Regions from separate parts of the Homo sapiens genome. Here region 1 is linked to region 2. Evidence: chromatin contacts called from ENCODE Hi-C or POLR2A ChIA-PET data. All regions are on one chromosome and are shown on one strand. Each heading gives the region's core, a stretch centred on a gene start or an enhancer-like site at or near the end of the contact. The rest is flanking DNA. Distances are from core to core; before and after follow the strand shown.

Region 1 (7,117 bases), core at 4,115-6,614, 44 kb before region 2:
CTCACACTGCTCATCTCTTACTGGCTTACAGTTTTATCTGCCACAATACCTTGATGGCACCCACATTTACATCTGTAGTTCCTTCCTACACGCTTCAGATCCACACGTCCAACAGCCTACTGTGTGTCTTCAGCTGAGCATCCATAACACTTCCCATTCACTGTGTCAAAAGCTGAATCAGGCCGGGCACGTGGCTTGCACCTACAGTCGCAGCACTTTGGGAGGCCAAGGTGAGTGGATTGCTTGAGCCCCGGAGTTTAAGACCAGCCTAGGCAATAGAGGAGGATCTTATTTCTACAAAAAGTTAAAATTAAAAAGTTAGCCAGGCCTGGTGGTATGCCGTGTGCCTATAACCCCAGCTACTCAGGAGGCTGAGGCGGAAGGATCTCTTGAGCCTGGGAGTTTGAGGCTGCAGTGAGCTGTGATCACACCACTGCACTCTAGCCTAGGTGACAGACTGAGACCTTGCCTCTTAAAGAAAAGAAAACCAAACCAAACCAGCCAACCAACAAGCAAAGAGCCAGAATTCATCACCTCACCCGAGCCCCAAAGGCCTGAGGCCTGTGATCCTCTTCGTTTGTACCAATATCATTTATCCAGTTGCTCAAACCAGAAACCCAGAGGTTGTCCTCAACTCTTCCCTCTCCACCATCCCCATATCCAATCAAACACCACCCTGGCCAGGCACCATGGCTCACGCCTATAATCCCAGCACCTTGGGAGGCCGAGGCAGGTGGATCACAAGGTCAGGAGTTCAAGACCAGCCTGGCCAACATGAAAAAACCCCATCTCTACTAAAAATACAAGAAAAACAAACAAACAAAAAAACGCCAAGAGTGGTGGCTCACGCCTGTAATCCCGGCTACTCAAGAGGCTGAGGCAGGACAATCGCTTGAACCCGGGAGGCAGAGGTTGTGGTGAGCCGAGATCATGCCACTGCACTCCAGGCCAGGTGACAGAGCAAGACAATGTCTCAAAAAAAAAAAAAAAAAAAAAAAAAAAGAAAGCCACCTCTTACGTATTTTTCCTCCTAAACATTTCTACAACCCATCCACACCTCTTCATCTCCACTATCACTATTACCCTCTTCTCACCCTCACCTTTGGGCATGTTGATTTTGAGGTATCACTGGGACATTCAGGTGGACATTTAGGTCTGGAGTGTGAAGGAGACAGACAGTAAAGTGTGAGGAATCCAGATCACGGGTGGACACCGTGGAGCTAGGGAGAGGGGCAAAAGGGATCAGGATGACGTTGTTACAGGAGAGGTTGTTACGAGAGGTTGTCAAGAAGGTGGAAGTGGTTGGCAATGTTTCATGCTATAGAGGGGTCATGTAAAATGAAGGCTGAAACCCCAGTAAGGCTGACATGTGGTCTCTGGGTACTGTATTAGTTCTCTATTGCTGCCATAACAAATATCACAAACAGCAGTTTAAAACCACAAATGCAGCCAGGCGTGGTGGCTCCCACTTGTAATCCTAGCACCTTGGGAGGCCAAGGTGGGTGGATCACTTGAGGTCAGGAGTTCAAGACCAGCCTGGACAACATGGCAAAACCCTGTCTCTACAAAAAATACAAAAATTAACCAGGCATGGTGGCACGTACCTGTAATCCCAGTTACTTGGGAGGCTGAGACAGGAGAATCTCTTGAACCCAGGAGGCAGAGGTTGCAGTGAGCCAAGATCATGCCACTGCACTCCATCCTGGGCAACAGAGCCACACTCCATCTCAAAATAATAAATAAATAAATAAATAAATAAATAAATAAATAAAACCACAAAGGTGGCCAGGCGCAGTGGCTCACGCCTGTGATCCCAGCACTTTGGGAAGGTGAGGCAGGACTGCTTGAGCCCAGGAGTTCAACACCAACCTGGGCAACATGGTGAGATCCCATCGCTACAAAAAATAGAAAAATTAGCCAGGCATGGTGGTGCAGGCCTACAGTCCCAACTACTTGGGAGGCTGGGGTAAGAGGGCTGCTTGAGTCTGGGAGGTCAAGGCTGCAGTGAGCCGTGATCACACCACTTCACTCCAGCCTGGGTGAGAGAGCAAGATCCTTTCTATTAAACACACACACACACACACACACACACACACACACACACACACTTTCTCTCTCATAGAGTTTGTAGGTCAAAGTCTAGCATGCCATGGATAGATTCTTTGCTCAGGAACTCACTGAGCTGAAATAAAGGTGCTGGCTGGCTAGGGTTCTCATCTAGGTCTCAGCATCCTCTTCCAAGCTCAGTGGTTATTGACCAAATTATTTCCTTCTCGTGCTTTCCACGCTGCCCCCCACCATCTTCAAGCCAGCAACAGCAGGTGAGCCCTTCTCTTGCTCGTAATCTCTCTGACTTCCTCTTCTGCTTTATGGGCTCATGGGATTGCATTGGGGAGGCCCAGGGAATGCAGGAAAATCTCTCTATTTTAGGTAAACTGAATAGTAATCATGACTACATCCACAAAACCCCTTTTGCCATGCAATGCAACATAATTATGGCAGTAAACACCTGTGGATGAAGGTCATGCCTACCATGGACTCTGCTAGAGGATATTGATTACATTAGTGGGGTGGTGAAAGCCATATTGTGGCAGTTTGGGAAGTAAAGAAAAAGTCAGTGGTGGCTGGCGGCAGGGGGACTTGGGATGATGGGTGGGAGGGCTTCCTGGCTGTGTCCCCTCTGTGCACCTTGAGTTCTGTGGGCTGCCCAGACTGACCTCATCCCAACATGGTGAAACTCCATCTCTACTAAAAATACAAGAATTAGCCAGGCATGGTGGTACATGCCTGTGATCCCAGCTACTCAGGAGGCTGAGGCACGAGAATTGCTTGAACAGGGGAGGTGGAGGTTGCAGTGAGCTGAGATTGCGCCACTTCACTCCTGCCTGTGCGACAAAGTGAGACTCTGTCTTAAGAAAAAAAAAAATGCTACTACTACTAATAAATAAAGTTCATCAGGGCTAGGCATGGTGACTCATGCCTGTAATCCCAGAACTTTGGGAAGCCAAGGTGGGAGGATCGCTTGAGATCTTCTCTCCAAAAAAAAAAACAAAACAAAAGACAAAACAATTAAGAAAAGAAAAAAATAAAGTGCATCTGATCTTATGTTTCCCTACTGAAAGCCGCCCAGCACTGCCTCGTCACATGTGGAATAAAACCCAGGCTCTTTGTCCCAGCCTCAGGCCTCTGTGATGGAGCCGCTGCCCACCTCCCCACTACCCTCCTGTCCTCTCGCGTCACTGTGGCTGCCATGACCCTCTTCCCGTTCTAGGAACAGCATCGAGCTCATTTTCACCTGAGGATTTTGCACTCCTGTCCCGTTGCCTTGGAACACTCTTCTCCCAGGTCTTCCCACAACTGGCTCCTTCTTGTCTTTCAGTCTCTTCTTCAATGTCACCTCTCAGAGAGACTTTTGCTGATCACCTGACTTAAAGTATCCTGCCCGTCACTCTCCAACCGTCACAGTGCTTTCTAGCTTATTTATGAATGTTGTTGCTATTGTCCGCAGCCCACAGCAATGACGGGCCCACAAGGGCAGGAACTCTAACTTCTTCACCGCTATTCCCGATACCCTATAAAATGGCCTGATCAAAGCTGGCACTAAAATATGAATAAGGAGGCCGGGTGCAGTCGCTCATGCCTATAATCCCAGCAGTTTGGGAATCTGAGGCGGGCAGATCACCTGAGGTCAGGAGATAGAGGCCAGCCTGGCCAACATGGTGAAACCCCGTCTCTACTAAAAATACAAAAATTAGCCCGGCGTGGTGGTGGGTGCCTGTAATCCCAGCTTCTCGGGAGGCTAAGGCAGGAGAATCGCTTGAACCCAGGAGGCGGAGGTTGCAGTGAGCCGAGATCGTGCTATTGCACTCCAGCCTGGGCAACAAGAGCGAAACTCTGTCTCAAAAAAGAAAAAAAAAAATTAGCATAGTGATTTGTGCCTGTGGTCCCAGCTATTTGGGAGGCTGAGGTAGGAGGATCACTTGAGCCCAGGGGATCGGGGCTGCCGTGAGTTGTGATGATGCCACTGCACTCTGGCCTGGGTGACAGAATGAGACCCTGTCTCAAAAAAAAAAAAAAAGAAAGAAAAAGAAAGCTAATGAACTTAGAAATAGTTTCTAAGGCCAGAGTGGTGGCTCGCACCTGTAATCCCAGCACTTTGAGAGGCGGAGGCAGGTGGATCACAAGGTCAGGCGTTTGAGACCAGCCTGGCCAACATAGTGAACCCCGTCTCTACTAAAAATACAAAAATTAGCTGTGCGTGGTGGTGGGCGCCTGTAATCCCAGCCACTCAGGAGGCTGAGGCAAGAGAATTGCTTGAACCTGGGAAGTGGAGGTTGCAGTGAGCCGAGATTGCGCTACTGCACTCCAGCCCAGGCGACAGAGCAAGACTCTGTCTCAAAAAAAAAGAAAGAAAGAAAGAAAGAAAGAAAAGCAATAAAGTTTCTAGGCTGGCGCAGTGGCTCATGCCTGTAATTCCAGCACTTTGGGAAGCCGAGGCAGGCAGATCACCTGAGGTCAGGAGTTAGAGACCAGCTTGACCAACATGGCGAAACCCCATTTCTACTAAAAATACAAAAATTAGCTGGGCATGGTGGCACGTGCCTGTAGTCCCAGCTACTTGGGAGGCTGAGACTGAGGCATGAGAATTGCTTGAGCCCAGGAGACAGAGGTTGCAGTGATCACGCCACCGCACTCCAGCCTGGGTGACAGAGCAAGACTCCATCTCAAAAAAAAAAAAAAGAAAAAAGATATGAACAAGGATTTCAAGCAATAACTCTGGATCACAGTCTCTGGTTCTGGGCCCTGAGATTGCAGAGGCACGATGGAGAGTCCAGTGATGTCCAAGGCCACATGGAGTTGAGATGAAGCCTTCGACCCGCCACATTCACAGCAGTTATGGGGCCGTCCCTGCACACCGGCGTGGGCATATGCTGCAGAAATTTCCAGAGATACCGCATTCTGCACATCTCATGCCGGCTTCGCATTTCCTCCCCAGAAATTCCCTGTGGCCGCTGGCCTTGAACTCCTGGAAGTCACCCGCTCCTTGGTGGTATGGTCGTGTCTGTCAACCCTGGGCTTCAAAATTTTGTCTAGTCAAATCAACAGGCTCCTTCCAAGAAGAATGGCAAAGATGCATTCATGTGCCTTCTTGTGAAGTATGTGTGTGTCTGAGTCAGGCATCTGCCCACCTGGAGGGTAACCTCAGCATTTCCATTCAGCCCTTTCACTCAGCCGTGGCCAGTAGAACTTTTGAGTGTTTTCTGGAGAAAAGCTGAGTAAATGGTTTTGCCATGGGCGGGACGCTGACTGCTCTTTCTCCTCACCCTGGCCCTTTATATACCTCCAGGCAGCCATGGCGAACACATCTGGCTCCAGAAGCCCCCACTGAAGCTGGCCTTGCTCTCTCTCGCCATGGCCTCTCACTCAGGTATCACTGGTCCTGGTGCTTCCGGAGTCTTGGGCATCATCTTATCTCACCAGGAAGATTCTGGAAGCACTACCCCCAGGGTTGGCTCAGCAGGGCTGCAGGGATGGAGCCAGGGTGGGCAGGGGTGTGTGATGTATGCGCTCACGGCATCGTTCTCTCTCCAGGCCCCTCGACGTCTGTGCTCTTTCTGTTCTGCTGCCTGGGAGGCTGGCTGGCCTCCCACACGTTGCCCGTCCGTTTACTACGACCAAGTGATGATGTACAGAAAATAGTCGAGGAATTACAGTCCCTCTCGAAGATGCTTTTGAAAGATGTGAGTGTCCTAGAGATTTCTTTTCTAAACGATTTCTTAAAAATGCCTTCCATTGCCCTCCAAAGAGGCTCCTCTCTCCGGACCTGAAACCAGGGCTGTAGCTATGCCAGGAAGGGATGGGGGAAACTAGACAGGCAAAGATGGCTTTTTTTTTTTTTTTGAGACAGAGTCTTACTCTGTCACCCAGGCTGGAGTGCAGTGGTGCAATCTTGGCTCACTGCAACCTCTGCTTCCTGGGTTCAAGCGATTCTCCTGCCTCAGCCTCCCGAGTAGCTGGGACTACAGGCATGCGCCACCACGCCCAGCTAATTTTCATATTTTTAGTAGAGACAGAGTTTCTCCACGTTGGCCAGGCTGGTCTTGAACTCCTGACCTCAAGTGATCCGCCTGCCTTGGCCTCCCAAAGTGCTGGGATTACAGGCGTGAGCCACTGTGCCCAGCCAAGATAGCTTTGATCAAACAAACAAATGCCCAAACTTGGAAACAATTCATAAAATTGGCATTACTCTTCTCATCTGCCTTGGTATTTAGACCTTAGCCTTGGCTTTTATAAAAGGCAGAGGTTGTTACCAACCCAAGATGACTGGGCAGTTCAGGTTGATGAGGTGCTGCTGGCAATTTGGTCTGACTCTAGTTAGTACTTAGAAAGAGGAAGGGAGGGAGTGGTCCGGACTCCTTGGTTTGTTGGGGAAAACTCTCGCCTGCATCTCGGAGGCCTTTCCGGACAAGCCTAACACTCTCCTTTATAAGTGGAGCGTGCGTGGCTTTAACACAGAGTCCCAAAGGGCGGGGAGCTGCCATGGAAGGCCAGATGTGCTGCAATTCCCACCACCCTGAGCACGTGAGAGTGGGTTCTGGAAGGCTGGGAGGCCTCAGCTGGATGGATCAGTGGTTCTGAGCACAGGCTTCAGGACTGCAGCCACCTAAGCTCTAGTTTCATCTGGAAATGGGGTTGGTGATGGCACAGCCTCATAGGGTTGTGACATTGATCAGATAAATATATCAACGAGGCGGGTTACGGAGGAAGCATGCAAACATTCACTGTTAAGACTTGCAGCTGTCATTGCAAACCCAACACTGACCATTTCTCCTCATTCCACAGGTGGAGGAAGAGAAGGGCGTGCTCGTGTCCCAGAATTACACGCTGCCGTGTCTCAGCCCTGACGCCCAGCCGCCAAACAACATCCACAGCCCAGCCATCCGGGCATATCTCAAGACAATCAGACAGCTAGACAACAAATCTGTTATTGATGAGATCATAGAGCACCTCGACAAACTCATATTTCAAGATGCACCAGAAACAAACATTTCTGTGCCAACAGACACCCATGAATGTAAACGCTTCATCCTGACTATTTCTCAACAGTTTTCAGAGT
Region 2 (6,989 bases), core at 2,877-5,376:
CCCCATCTCTACTAAAAATACAAAAAATTAGCTGGGTGTAGTGATGGGCGCCTGTAATCCCAGCTAACTCGGGAGGCTGAGGCAGGAGAATCACTTGAACCCAGGAGGCGGAGGTTGCAGTGAGCCGAGATCACACCACTGCACTCCAGCTAGGCGACAGAGTGAGACTCCATCTCAAAAAACAAACAAACAAACAAAAATTAGCCGAGTATAGTGGCGCACACCTGTAATCCCAACTACTCGGGAGGCTGACGAAGGAGAATCGCTTGAACCCGGGAGGGGGCGGTTGCAGTGAGCCGAGATTATGCCACTGCACTCCAGCCTGGGCAACAGAGACTGTCTCAAAAAAAAAAAAACCAAACAAAAAAACAAAAAAGATAGAGCATAGAAAACGGACTAGATCATGGCCATGTATTATTTCATGACACTTTTGTTTCATTTAAGTGTATGTGTGTGCGCATGCACGTGCACACCAGGGTGGTGGTGGTGGTCACAAGTTTGAAAGCCTTTGGGATGGGAAAACATCCCTCTGGGTCGGGGGGAGCCCCGCACTGAGTCTCCCCGCCTGGCTCACCTGGGGCGATACGGGCATTCTTCAACACCAAGGACACGGGCTCTGGTTTGGGAGCAGGCACTATTTTGTGGGGCTGCTTAGGCCTGCCCCCAGTCAAGGATACAGGTTTGGGGTGCACAAAAGTTAACCGTGGCTGGGGAGGCCGGGTGACAGGAGACAGTGCCAGCCCACAAGGGGCCGCTGACGGGGCAGGGTGATGGGTGGTGATCACAAGGCCCTGACTCTGGCTAAAGGTGGTGGCGGGGGCATCGTGGGTGAGGGTGGCAGAGGCCGTGTGGGTGATGACAGACGGCGCTTTGTTGACTCCAGCAAACTTCTGTGGCTGATGGAAGGTGGGTGGAGCCGGGGGGTTCAGGGCAGTGGCAGGAGGAGGAACTAATGGTAACACGGGGGAGATGGGCGGTGGGGCGGGGCTGGGAGACAGCAGGGGCATGGTGAAGACAGGGAGGAAGGGCTGCGGGACACTCAGTGGCGGCTCTGAGGGACCGAAGTCCGTGGGCTGGATAAACGGGTCCTCAGTCCGGGAGGTGTGTTCACAGCCCTGCTCATCCATGTGAGCCAGGGATGGGGCGGTAGGGGGCGCGATGAGGCTGTCAGGAAGGCTCACAGTGGGGAGGGCTGTGGTCGGCAGGATGCTCTCCTGAAAAAGGAAGAAAGGAGCCAGGAAGCAATGCTGGGGTCAGACAATTCCTTTCTAGCGCTGCACACTGCCAAGTCCAACTACACAGGCCGGGCGCTGGGACAGAGGGACAAAGGCCACGTCTCCACGTCCATGGCTGCTGATCTGATAGGGATTTGTGTTTCCCTGCGTGTCTGCGGGGGTCTTGTTTCCATTAAAAACTAAATAACTCAGAGCTCAGATAAGGCAACGGCCCTCACACAGCTGGCTAGCAGCCTGGGAATATCTTGTTTCTGGAGTCCAGCAGAGTCTCCCCAAAGTCTCTGCCATCTTCTATTACTGAGCAGAGGCAGCCTGGATTGCAGCTGCTCGGGAATCCCCGAGGACAATTTCACGTGTCAACTGGTCATCAGGCCACCTCTTCCTAAATAAGAAAAGCTACGAGGAATCAATGGTTCAGATCCCAGTCTCTGCAGTAGCAATTCTTCCCGGAGCCCGTTTGAAGATGGTGCCAGGTTACCAGTGTCTAACTGGTCATGGGCATAAGCATGAGGGCTCCGTAAGGACAAAGAATGGTACCTCACTCAGCTCTGTAGCCCCAAGCACCTGTAAGCAACTTTTTGGATTGCTTAGTAAAACGTGAAAGAAATATACAGAAGTTATTTTTATTAGTAATCCATGTTTTTCTTCTCTGTCTAGCTAATTCTGTGTTAATTAGTCGGAGCAGAGCTAGCTGCACATAGGTTACCTGGCACTCAGGCAGAAGCACACCTGGACCAAGAGTCTCCCACCCCATGGGTGCTGAAGGATGCTGTAAAAGAGGGATGGAATCGTGCCTCTGCACATTAGTGCTGGTCTAGCACTGCTTGGCGCTTTGCTGGTGACTGTGTGGCTATGCCATTAGCCTTGCTCTGGCAGCAAACCTTTGATGAGCAGCCCTGTGCCTGCCAGCCCCTTCCCCCACCCATCCCCCAGCTTCCTCTACCTGTGCAGGTGGGTTGTTGGGATCTGGTACAGGTGCTGAGGCAGATGCAGGTAGCATGGAGCCAAAAATGGAGCGGCTAGAAGAGAAGAGGTCTGAAAAACAACAGCAGGGGTCTTCTGAGCTCAGTGTGCCCAGCATTTGCTGGAATCAAGACTCAAACAGGGCCAGGCACGGTGGCTCATGCCTGTAATCCCAGCACTTTGGGAGGCCGAGGTAGGCAGATCATGAGGTCAAGAGATCAAGACCATCCTGGCTAACATGGTGAAACTCCATCTCTACTAAAAATACAAAAATTAGCTGGGTGTAGTGGCACATGCCTGTAGTCCCAGCTACTCAGGAGGCTGAGGCAGGAGAATGGCTTGAACCCAGGAGGCAGGGGTTGCAGTGAGCTAAGATCGCACCACTGCACTCCAGCCTGATGACAGAGCGAGATTCCCGTCTCAAAAAAAAAAAAAAAAAAAAAAAAAAAAAGGTGCCAACCACAACCACCATGCCTGGTTGGTGCCACCAGTGGTCCCAACTACACAGGAGGCTGAAGCGGAAGGATCGCTTAAGTCCAGGAGGGAGGTTGAGGGTGCAGTGAGCCGTGTTCTTGCCACTGCACTCCAGCGTGGGCTACAGAGCAAGGCTCTGTCTCAAAATAACAAAGACTAAAACAGGCTGGGTGTGATGGCTTACACCTGTAATCCCAGCACTTTGGGAAGCAGAGGCAGGAGGATCACCTGGGCAACATAGCAGACCCCCGTCTTTACAAAAAAATGAAGAAATGAACTGGGTGTGGTGGTGTGTGCCTGTAGTCCCAGGTACTCAGGAGGCTGAGGTGGGAGGATCGCTTGAGCCCAGGAGTTCAGGGCTGCAGTGAACCATGATTGAACCACTGCACTCTAGCCTGGGTGACAGTGCAAGACCCTGTCTCTAAAAAAAAAAAAAAAAAAAAAAAAAGACTCAAACAAATCAAGGACTAAACCCCTAAACCCCACATGGCCCAGGGGGATGCCATGGACAGAGGGTATTACCCTGAGACACCTTTTTTTCTGTAGAAAGGGGGCTCTGGTTGGAACCACACATGTTGGCAACTATCCTGGGCTCTGAAACACTCCCAGGCCTGACGTTTCTGCTGCTGTCACAATGGCAGGTGCTCAAGGACCCATCTAACTGCAGGGCCTTGGTAGGGAGCTGGCTGTGTCATCAGTGCCCTCTGCTGCTTCGAGGGAGAACTGCTTACAGTCACGGCTAAATCCAGAGCCAATTTCCTTGCTGAACAATGTCCCAGAAAAACTTCCCAGACCTTGCAGTTACTACAAAAAACAGTTCAGTTTAAAAAAAAATTCTTTGCTCGCCCCCTTGCCCATTCTACCAAGTCTCGCCTCTTAAAGGAAGGCAGCGATCTGCTCTGTGCTGGGCTGGGGGAGATGGAGGCAACCGTGCTCTCTCTGCCTCTGGTCCTCACCCTGGAAAGGCTCAAAGGTGTCCATGAAGTCCAGGTTAGGCTGCAAAGGAATCAGTCCCGGCTGGATCATGTCTGCATTTCCCAGATGTGCTGCAAGAATCACAGAGAGAGGAACCATTTTGTCTTCTCAGACAATGTTGCAGGAACGTAAAAAAGGCCTGGAACAGAACTTCCTGGCCCTGCTCACATCCCAGAGTCTTCCAAGGAGCTGGCTGGGATTTCTACCTTCTCAGGGTTTGTGGCCATTCCGCACCCTCAAAAGGCAGGAAAGTAAGTTTTTGCCAGGAAGGTAAAATTGAGTATCAGGGAATGGACACCCCAGGAAGCTGTAAAGAGCTCAAGAGAGAACAGAGACCTCCCCGAACACTGTTCTAATTTTCAATCTTTGGGCTCTTCCCTGAGAGGTTAACTGGAAGACTGAATGCCACCAAGGTGAGCGGTCACACCCGGGAGTGCTTCTGATTTTCTTTAGCATGAGTCACGGCCCGGCCGCCTCGGCTTAGGCACGGCACACGTACCCCGTGAAGAGAACGGTATCTGAAATGTGCCAATGACTCAGACTAGACCCTGCTGCTGTCCTCCCACCATGGCACTACGGGAATGGCAGCTGCCCAGTGGGCCCACTCTGCAGACCCCACCCACTCGGTACGTGCGGCCTGGATGTCAAATGAGGCCAGCCATCCTTCCCTTCCTTACTGCCTGCCCCCAACCGTGACGTGCAGCAGCTCAGAGATGGCCCTGAAGGAACCCTGGCCCAGAGGGGGCCTGGCAGAGAAGGAAGCGGCTGGCTGTTCAAAGCCCAAGGCCCTGGTTTGGGTTACCTATTTCCCGGGGATTGGGCCAGGCCACCGGCTGGTGTGAAGAAAGTGTGGAGAAGAGGGTGTCGCTGAATTCCGACATGAGCATGTCTGTGTCCAGCAGGGGATCCTCCTCCATGGGGACGGGGGTCTTCCATCCATCCCCGTGCTTGTGCCAATACAGCATGTCATCGTCCTAACACAACACCAACACAGGGGAGGAAGCATCAAAGAGTAACAGTGGGACGAAGAATTCCCACGCCTGTCACCTGGGGAAATTCGTCAAAGGGGTGCTCAGTGGAAGTGAGGCAGCAGGGTGGAGGCATTTGGAGAGCGGCTCCCTCCAGCCCACCCAGGAGAGAGAGCTGGACTGCTTCTTGAGCCATTCCTGAGACTCCAGGGAGGGCCCATGGCCTGCCGCCTTTTGCAGGGCTCCCTGGTGGGCCACCGAAGTCCCTGCTGTCTCATGTCAAAGTGGGGGTCCTCAGAGCTCCCAGGCTCACCCACCTGGACCAGGCTGGAGAGGTCCTCATCCTTGTGCTGCTGTAGCTGTGGGCAAAGGGACAGGACACGGCGGTCACCAATGGCCCTAGGAGGGCCCAAGGGCTCTAGAATATACAGAACTCTCAGGGAGGCAGGTAGGGGTCCTGCTCACACCATCCCCAGGCCGATGCCTGCACAAAGGAGACTTCCACCCAGTGCACAGATGGGGAAACTGAGAGCAAAGACAACCTGACCGAGGCAGGCCATTGCCCAGGCTAGTCTGGCACGCTGGGCCCCAGATTTACTGCTTGACGCTCCACGTTCAGGTGGGGCGGCTGTGGAGCCTACCGCCTCGGCCAGGGCCCTGAACCAGGGACTCTGCCCACTCCCTCCCTAGGCGGGCTGCCTGAACACTCCAGCCAGATACCCTTTTCTTGAAGTAGGTTCTCCACTTGTGATACTCCCGGATCACAATCTCGATGCGGCTCTTCCAGTACTTCCCTTCCGTGGTGATGGCCTAGGACAGGGACAGAGAGCAGAGTGAAGAGGGGGCTCTGCTTGATTAGCAAAGCTCAACTGGTGTACTGAGTATCCGGCACTATAATCAGGCCTTAGGCAATCCAGCGGGAAACCCCACAGTGGCTACCACATCACTCAGAAAGTACGTCCCACTTCTTCCATGCTATAGCAGACCCTCTAGCTAACAATGCGCTGTCATTTCAAGACCTAAGGTAGCCAAAGGCCTTGGGGGCACGGTCCTGAGGCTCTGTCCAGGAGGACAGGGTGAGAGCAGAATGCTCCACAGAGGAAGAAGCAGGGGAACGCTGCAGCAATTCCCAAGCCCCCCCATAAATGCCCCTTCCCCACAGCCTCTGCCACATTCAAAGGGCAAAAATGAACAGCCAATTCCAGGAAGTTTCAGGTGGAATGTGCCCTCCAGGGGCCTCTCATCCAACCTTCGCGTGATGCCAGTGTGGATGCCTTGCATGACAGCCTTCGAGCTCCAGAGATAAGGAGCCCCAATGCCTGGGGTTGCCTCACTTTCTGATCTCAAGGCCCAAATCACCTCACCTACAAACACTGTGTGTGTGTCCTCGACAGCAAAGATGCTTTTCTGTTAAAAAGAACTGATTACAATATTGCCATACCCAACAAAATGATATCCCTTGATACTGTCTAATACCAGATTATACCTGTCTCAAAACTGTCTTTCATTAGCTTACCTTCTAAATTCCCCCTTTATCGTTAACAGTGAGACATGCCTAGACAAAATTAAAGCCACACAGAAGAGTATGCAGTGAAGAAAGCATCTCCCCCTCATCTGGCAGCCCTAATCCTACTCCCCAGAGGTTCCTGAAGTCTCTTAATAAAGACACTTCTATATATTCCTCTAGACACTTCCTGTGCATGTATAATCACACATAGACACACACTTTAAAAATTAACAGAAAGATATTAACCCCCTCAGTCCCTGGGCCAGTCCCTCTGAGAAGGGGGAGGCTCTGCAGCCTGGGGTTGCCAGAGGCCACCAGCTCCCAGGCCTGGCCCCCAGGGCATGGATGGCGCAGGGCAGGCGCTGCACTACCCTCGGCAGCCTCTCCTACAGGACCAGCCCGCGGTGAGCCACTCCCGGTGAGGTGCTGGTATGTTTCCACTCTCAGCCACCCTTGGTCACTGCCAAGTACCTCCGGCCGGCGGTGCTCGTCTACGTCCACAGAGCCGTCCAGGGGTGTCACAAAGTGGCACACAGGATTCTTGCGCTTCTCCAGATCTGAGCAGAGAGAGGGTGAGAGTCAGCACCATGATCCAGACCCCTGAGGGAGCCCCAGCCTGTCTGCTGCACCCCTCCCCTAGGGCAGACCACATTCCCAGGTACCCTTTCCTTCTCCTTCCCTAGGAAAAGGAGATTTCAGGGAAATAAAGGAGTCCAGGTGAAAGGAGAGGAATCTGTCAATAACGAACGCCTCAGTCAGAGAGGCAGTGTGGCTTCTCAGAGAAAGACCAGCCCAACACAAGCCTGCCCTAGCACACTCATCTCCCGGAGAAGCTACCGGATCCATGACACTCGGGCTGGAGAGAGA

Evidence for each region. Hi-C counts contacts between places; a loop is a spot of excess contacts on that map. ChIA-PET counts read pairs that join two places held with the same protein, here RNA polymerase II (POLR2A). Pooled maps may share reads with other maps.
Region 1: a map of GM11168 shows a loop between it and region 2 (2.4-fold over the local background). The contact joins the promoter of IL31 here to the enhancer-like site in region 2. A Hi-C loop is called at or near these places in 11 of 168 maps with a recorded cell type or tissue (CD4-positive, alpha-beta T cell, G401, GM11168 and 8 more), 5 of 37 single-sample maps with no recorded cell type and 9 of 50 pooled maps. POLR2A ChIA-PET finds 5 or more read pairs at or near these places in 9 of 52 experiments (CD8-positive, alpha-beta memory T cell, GM12878, MCF 10A and 5 more).

The regions. Positions count from the first base shown.
Region 1 is chr12:122,172,468-122,179,584 of GRCh38, reverse strand. It overlaps IL31 (interleukin 31), which reads left to right and starts at 5,364. Exons shown (of 3, transcript NM_001014336.2): 1 at 5,364-5,428; 2 at 5,593-5,741; 3 at 6,844-7,117. The coding sequence starts at 5,413. It also overlaps a transcript of LRRC43 not described here.
Region 2 is chr12:122,127,573-122,134,561 of GRCh38, reverse strand. It overlaps MLXIP (MLX interacting protein), which reads right to left. Exons shown (of 17, transcript NM_014938.6): 3 at 6,594-6,679; 4 at 5,336-5,425; 5 at 4,933-4,974; 6 at 4,450-4,621; 7 at 3,629-3,718; 8 at 2,179-2,270; 9 at 575-1,214. Among named protein-coding and RNA genes, the nearest start is that of IL31, 43 kb to the left of the region's middle. RefSeq lists an enhancer at 3,876-5,075. Within about 2 kb of position 4,126, at least 5 of the 41 ENCODE cell types and tissues checked have a DNase peak (open chromatin) inside an H3K27ac peak, as active enhancers do.